Linked DNA regions of Homo sapiens: region 2 is linked to region 1. The links are chromatin contacts, found by Hi-C in ENCODE. All regions are on one chromosome and are shown on one strand. The core of a region is the stretch at or near the end of the contact, and the rest is flanking DNA. Distances in the headings are between cores, read along the strand shown. Region 1 overlaps LOC107984191 (a long non-coding RNA gene). Region 2 overlaps DIP2C (disco interacting protein 2 homolog C).

The links. Hi-C counts contacts between places; a loop is a spot of excess contacts on that map. Pooled maps may share reads with other maps.
Region 2: a pooled map shows a loop between it and region 1 (2.4-fold over the local background). The contact joins two enhancer-like sites. A Hi-C loop is called at or near these places in 3 of 168 maps with a recorded cell type or tissue (CD4-positive, alpha-beta memory T cell, CD8-positive, alpha-beta T cell and naive thymus-derived CD4-positive, alpha-beta T cell) and 6 of 50 pooled maps.

Annotation. Positions count from the first base shown.
Region 1 is chr10:262,523-265,920 of GRCh38, forward strand. LOC107984191 (a long non-coding RNA gene) reads right to left here. Exons shown (of 4, transcript XR_007062029.1): 2 at 1,011-1,136; 3 at 682-855. Among named protein-coding and RNA genes, the nearest start is that of ZMYND11, 130 kb to the left of the region's middle. RefSeq lists an enhancer at 1,746-2,945. Within about 2 kb of position 1,854, at least 2 of the 41 ENCODE cell types and tissues checked have a DNase peak (open chromatin) inside an H3K27ac peak, as active enhancers do.
Region 2 is chr10:483,039-486,353 of GRCh38, forward strand. The region is part of intron 2 of DIP2C (disco interacting protein 2 homolog C); the gene reads right to left. Among named protein-coding and RNA genes, the nearest start is that of DIP2C-AS2, 140 kb to the right of the region's middle. Within about 2 kb of position 1,738, at least 19 of the 41 ENCODE cell types and tissues checked have a DNase peak (open chromatin) inside an H3K27ac peak, as active enhancers do.

The sequences.
Region 1 (3,398 bases), core at 604-3,103:
CATTTAATTTGTTTCTAAAAGTGGCTTTTTCCAATTGTGTGTACAAATGAATTATTTTAGGTATTTCAAAAGACTTCCATTTTTGGTCATTGTTGTTTATGATCATCCTTGGTTAGGTAGGTCCCCTTTCCTAGATATCTATAATGTATGTAAAACCTGCTGGTATTTAATAGGAGTTTGCCACAAATGAAAAATCAGGCCCACATTTCAAAAATAGAAAAGTAACTGCAATTTTTAAAAGCATACAATGTACAAAGAGATCACAAACGCCTAACGGCAAATCCGTTGACCTGAACCTCTGCTGTGAGACAGGGACAGAAAAAGTTTGACCCAAATCCCTTGTCCTGAGACAGAGGTGGAAAAACTTTCTCTACGGAGCTCTTTACCTGAATCTCCTATCCAAAGACAGAGAGCAAAGCCCTTACTCTTAAAATAAAGAGTTTGAAAAACAGCCTAAATAAGTCAGGACTTTCAACCAAAGAGTGGTGTTACCAAAATGCTAGGGGTTTGATCTAGGTCCTGCTGCTTTCTGCCCACAAAGCCCATCACTGAGACAAGTATGGCCAGGGAAGAAGGCTTTAATCGGTGCTGCAGCTGAGGAGATGGGAGAGCAGTCTCAAATCCATCTCCCTGACGGACTAAAATTAGGGGTTTATATAGCAGGGAAGAAATGTAACTTACATGCAGGAAAACAGGAACTAGGGAGGGATAAGGAAGAGGAGTCAGTCAACAGGCAGCAGGTGGGTGGTTAGGCAGTCATGGCGGGTGAGGGGTTTGGCCTCTCATTGTCCAGATGTGGTGACCTGGTGAGTTTGAGCTCCTTGATACCATCCGGGAGGCCTGATAGTTGGTGCCCTGAGAAAGAAACTCGGGTAAGACCAATGTAAGTTTCTCAAGTTTTAAGACTGGGAATGTCAATTTCTATGTTTATTCTAAAGAAACCACGAACAGCAATTCTATGGGACAACTGGGCTAGTTTCAGTGGGAGGCCCAATTTCAGGAGAACTCACCCAAAACACCTGGTGGGACTTCTGAAGACAGAGTTTGTGCTGGTACCAAGTGCCGCTTTCAGAGAGAAACACCGTGTGGTCAGGGGAAGACACTCTAAATCCTGCAGACTATACCAGATAGTCAACCTAAAAGGAAGAATCCGAGGCAAAGTTAATATAAGTAGGCAGTTTATTTGGGCCAAGCTTGAGGATTGCAGCTGGGAGCAGAGATTCAAGTTGCCCTGAGTATATGCTCTGATAATATATGCTCTGAGAAGCAGCAGTTACAAGTGGGGTTATTTTTTTATTTTTTTGTTGTTGATTTTGAGATGGAGTCTCACTCTGTCACCCAGGCTAGAGTACAGTGGCGCAATCTCGGCTCACTGAAACCTCCAATTCCTGGGTTCAAGCAATGCTCCTGACTCAGCCTCCCAGGTGGCTGGGATTACAGGCACATGCCACTATGCCTGGCTAACTTTTGTATTTTTAGTAGAGATAGGGTTTCATCATGTTGGCCAAGCTGGTCTTGAACTCCTGACCTCAGGTGATCCGCCCAACTCGGCCTCCCAAAGTGCTGGGATTACAGGTGTGAGCCACCACGCCTGGCCACAAGTGGGTTTTTAAAGGCAAAAGAAGAGGATGAGGAGTGGGCTGACAGCAAGTTGACTGTCAGGAATTCTTGTCGGTTTACAGAAACAACAGTGCCGAGTGATTGGCTGTACATTATTAACCTATAGGATGCCAGTAACAGCATCTGGTGTGGCATCATTAGGCTGACTCATACCTGTAGGGTTCAGGGCATGGGGTATGGAGTCCAGTGGATGTCACTAGGTTGATTCATAACTGGAGGGTACATGGCATGGGGTACAGTGTCCAGTGTATGTCACTAGGTTGACTCATAACTGTAGGGTACAAGGTATGGGGTAAGGTGTCTGGTGCATGTTACTAGGTTGACTCACAGCTGTAGGGTACAGGGCATGGGGTACGGTGTCCAGTGTATGTCACTAGGTTGACTCATAACTGTAGGGTACAGGGCATGGAGTACGGTGTCCAATGTATGTCACTAGGTTGACTCATAACTGTAGGGTACAGGGCATGGAGTACGGTGTCCAATGTATGTCACTAGGTTGACTCATAACTGTAGGGTACAGGGCATGGAGTACGGCATCCGGTGCATGTCACTAGATTGACTCAACTGTAGGGTACAGGGTATGGGGTAAGGTGTCTGGTGCATGTCACTAGGTTGACTCACAGCTGTAGGGTACAGGGCATGGGGTAAGGTGTCTGGTGCATGTCACTAGGTTGACTCACAGCTGTAGGGTACAGGGTATGGGGTATGGTGTCCGGTGCATGTCACTAGGTTGACTCACAGCTGTAGGGTACAGGGCATGGGGTACGGTGTCTGGTGCATGTCACTAGGTTGACTCACAGCTGTAGGGTACAGGGCATGGGGTATGGTGTCCGGTGTATGTCACTAGGTTGACTCATAACTGTAGGGTACAGGGCATGGGGTACGGTGTCCAGTGTATGTCACTAGGTTGACTCATAACTGTAGGGTACAGGGCATGGAGTACGGCATCCGGTGCATGTCACTAGATTGACTCAACTGTAGGGTACAGGGTATGGGGTAAGGTGTCTGGTGCATGTCACTAGGTTGACTCACAGCTGTAGGGTACAGGGCATGGGGTACAGTGTCCGGTGCATGTCACTAGGTTGACTCACAGCTATAGGGTACAGGGCATGGGGTATGGTGTCCAGTGTATGTCACTAGGTTGACTCATAACTGTAGGGTACAGGGCACGGGGTACAGTGTCTGACGTGGTATCACTACATTGATTCATAGCTACTTGTAGCAGCAGCAAGCAGTTTCAAGAGATGCACGCATAAGGTCAAGGGGTGTATGTGATGTGACTGCTGCCTGATTTTACTGTCTCTCTGGACCTAATAGTTTAAAAGGATTCATACTCCTGAGATAAAAGTTCTTTTCTCAGCCATATGTAGAAAGCTGAAACTGGATCTCTTCCTTACACCTTATACAAAAATTAATTCAAGATGGATTGAAGACTTAAATTTAGACCTAAAACCATAAAATCCCTAGAAGAAAACCTAGGCAGTATCATTCAGGATATAGGCGTGGGCAAGGACTTCATGTCTAAAACACCAAAAGCAATGGCAACAAAACCCAAAAATGATAAATGAGGTCTAATTAAACTAAAGAGCTTCTGCACAGCAAAAGAAACTACCATCAGAGTGAAGAGGCAACCTACAGAATAGGAGAAAATTTTTGCAATCTACTCATCTGACAAAGGGCTAATATCCAGAATCTACAAAGAACTCAAACAAACTTAACTTACAAGGAAAAAACAACCCCATCAACAAGTGGGCAAAGGATATGAGCAGACACTTCTC
Region 2 (3,315 bases), core at 488-2,987, 220 kb after region 1:
GCACCAACGCTCACTTCTGAATCCCGACTGGAGGCCCCGACAGACGCTGCCCTCCTGAGCAGCTGGGACGTGCCTGGCTGGCCTAGGGAACAGAACCCCCATTGTAGCTCGTAATTCTGCATCCCAAACAACATCCTAGAAACACTTTTAGAATAGTTTCTGGAGGAATAGGAATGTAAATGTTAGGAAAAAAGGGTGGAAGTTAATCAGAACACAAACCCCTTACAGGCAAGTGCGCAGCAGCACAGGGGAACAAGAAAGAAAGATGTTTTCCACGAAGATCCTGCACAAAGGAAGTCACGTCCCATGGGGCCAACCAAGAAAGCAGCCTCGGCTTTGGAAACGTCTGCGTTCCTTGCTGCTTCCCAGGACAGCTGCACATGGTGCACACTTGCGTGTCACAAGCAACGTCTCCAAATGAAGGTCGGCAGGGAAACAGCCTCGCTGGGGCCCTAGCACCGCTGTCCGGAGTCCCCCCATCCTGAGTCTGGTGTCTGGGCCTCAATCAGGCGGCCCGGGCCGTCCTTCTCCTGTTTTCCTCACGTTTCCGGCAGATAAATTCTGAAATGGACCTCGTGGCTAAAACCCAGCCCTGTCGCCTTCTCATCAGCTCTGCCCCTTGCTCCTGAGAGGGTGCGAGGGAATCAGCCCAGAGAGGGCTCCTGAGAGGGCCCAGAGAGGAGGAACGCAGTGGAGGCCAGGAGGCGAGGCGGGGTGTCCTCTTCTGAGACCCCAGTGGCCAACTGTAATAATAAAGTTTGCCTCTATGACTTCATTTTACCAATTTTTTTTTTTTGAGACAGGGTCTCGCTCTGTCCCCCAGGCTGGAACACAGTGCCACAATCATAGCTCACTGCAGCCTTGACTTCTTGGATTCAAGCAATCCTCCTGCTTCAGCCTCCCATATAGCTGGGATCACAGGCACCCACCATCATGCCTAATTTTTTCTTTTGTAGAGACGGGGACTCCCTTTGTTGCCCAGGCTGGTCTGAAACACCTGGACCTAAGCAATCCCCTTCCTCAGCCTCCCCAAGTGCTGGGATCACAGGCGTGAGCCACCACCCCCGGCCTTGTATGTGATTTTAAAACACATTTTGAAGTGTAACCCTGAACACGAACCTAAAACTTCCACCTGCATATGATTTTCTTCATTCTGGTGGAAAATGCACTGAACTCCCTTTTTGCATCATGAAATTCCTGTATTCAAAATACTGTCCGCCAAAGTAATTCTTACCTTTGAACAGAATCCTTACCTCTAAGAACATACTCTATGATTAACTGCTTTTTCTATTTCAAAAACCCTTACTTTGCTCTTTGGAGATGGAAATCTCAAAATCACTCCTTCTAGCAGATCTCAGAGGCCAAGACCCATCAGCTCATCCTTTAATTGGGTCTTTGGCTATAAGATGAAAGTCTGTAGAATACCAGTGGCTTTAAGAAGTTTTATAATTTGTCACGCATTCTTCTTAAGTGTTTTCTAAGTGGTGCCCAACTGAGAAAGGGGAATTGTAAAAGCAACGTTCTACTTCAATAGGAAACGCAGAACTGGGCCCTGATTCACAGGGACAGACCTGGTCTCTGGCGAGCTCTGGGCCTGTGGAGCGACCTGGCTCACTGGAGAATGGGACCCTCAGGCCCCCAAGGCCACACCCTACACGTCTGTACGGGATGGCACTCGGCGGGTGGCCCTTTTCTAATGTGTACCCTGCTGTGGGGCTGGCTCTCAGCAAAGCAGCGCTCACCGAAACGAAAGTAAAACAGAGGCCGGTTCCCTGCGGTGCTGGCCACCCGCTCCCGAGCCGCAGCTTCTCGGACGTCGCACACCCCGATGTGGGCAGAGCGGAATGTTCTCCTCGGCGCTCCTTCACTGTGCTGCAGTCTACACCGAACCACGGCAGCTCCATTCGCTGCTGTAACAAGTTGAAAAAAAACTAATTAATTCAAACTTTAGTTTTTTTTAAATTTGTTACAGCGCTGAGCAGAGCTGCCGACCCCATGCAGGACAGCACACAGACCACCAAGGGGACCACAGGGCACGACCGCCCTCTGCGCCCGGCTAAGGCCAGGGCCACCGCGGGAGGCACGGTGCGCTGGAGAACCGTCCTGGCAAGCGAGGAACCGCTTCTGTTTCACTTTTGTTTGGCAAGGCAAGAAAGTTAAAACCAACAGCGTCCGTGGCCTACAGTCAGACCCCACCTTCTGCAGCACATGAGGGCACCTGCAGAGGGGAACTCACAGGGACAGGGCGGGGGCAGCTGTCGCCCCATGGCTCTGCGAGAAGAGAATGAGGGAGGGGGCGCAGGCCATCAGGGGATCTACCCAGCACTGCCCTGAAGCCTCTCGCCCCAGCATTCCAGCCCAGCCCTCTGCTCCCCTTCTCTCGGGTTCCTCGGCGTCTATCCCTGACTTAAGCCTCTGCTAAGCAAGGTCCACAGAAACATGTTCACTGTTACATCACTGTCTCAAAAATCAAGGCAAGAAAAACACGAAATGAAAACAAAACTACCAATAGCAGAATCTCCACACCGTTTCCTGCAGCCTGAGCCTCAGGAAACTTTCCTTACTGAGTCAACAGGACCCGGACGGGCCTCGGGAAGAACAGAATCGGGGTTTGTGCAGGTGTGGACATGTGCATCCTTAAACCTTCTAAAATCTTCTTTCAATGGTAAGAACTATGCAAGTTCAATTTCCACCTTTAAAATTTATGTTGCTAGCCTTTATGTTTGAGGAAGAAACTGCTTGTGTTAGCTTTAAGCCATTCCTCAAGCCTACCAAATTTTCAAGGTCGCTCTTGGGCTGAATTGAGCTTGCCAGCTGGGAACTGAGGTGCTAGAATCCCCATCTAATATGAGATTCTTTTTCCTGACATTTACAGAACCCAGCTCAAGTGCAGGAAAGCTGCCAATCTGCACACGTAGAAACGCTGGCGGGAAACCGACTGCCCTTCTCAAGAATCATCATGGATGTTTGCAACCACATCTCAACACACAACCAGCTTTCACGATTGCCAAGTCCTGGGCGGGGTATCACAGCACTGTCTAGATTTGGCCTGTGCCACCAACAGAAGCCTTGGATTAAACCAGAATCAATAGTAATAAATAGCTCTCTAAACCAAATATGTTGAAATCACTAATGCACTCATATTTTTACGATTATAGCATTTTAAAGTAACCAACCCAATACCGATCTCTACTTATAGAGAAAACACCTATTAGGCACACTTATAGAAAAATCCTCTGTGCCTTGTATATTCACACAGCACGTGTGATCACTCAAAGGAACTGAATGCCTGGAGGGTGAACGCCAGACGCCTCC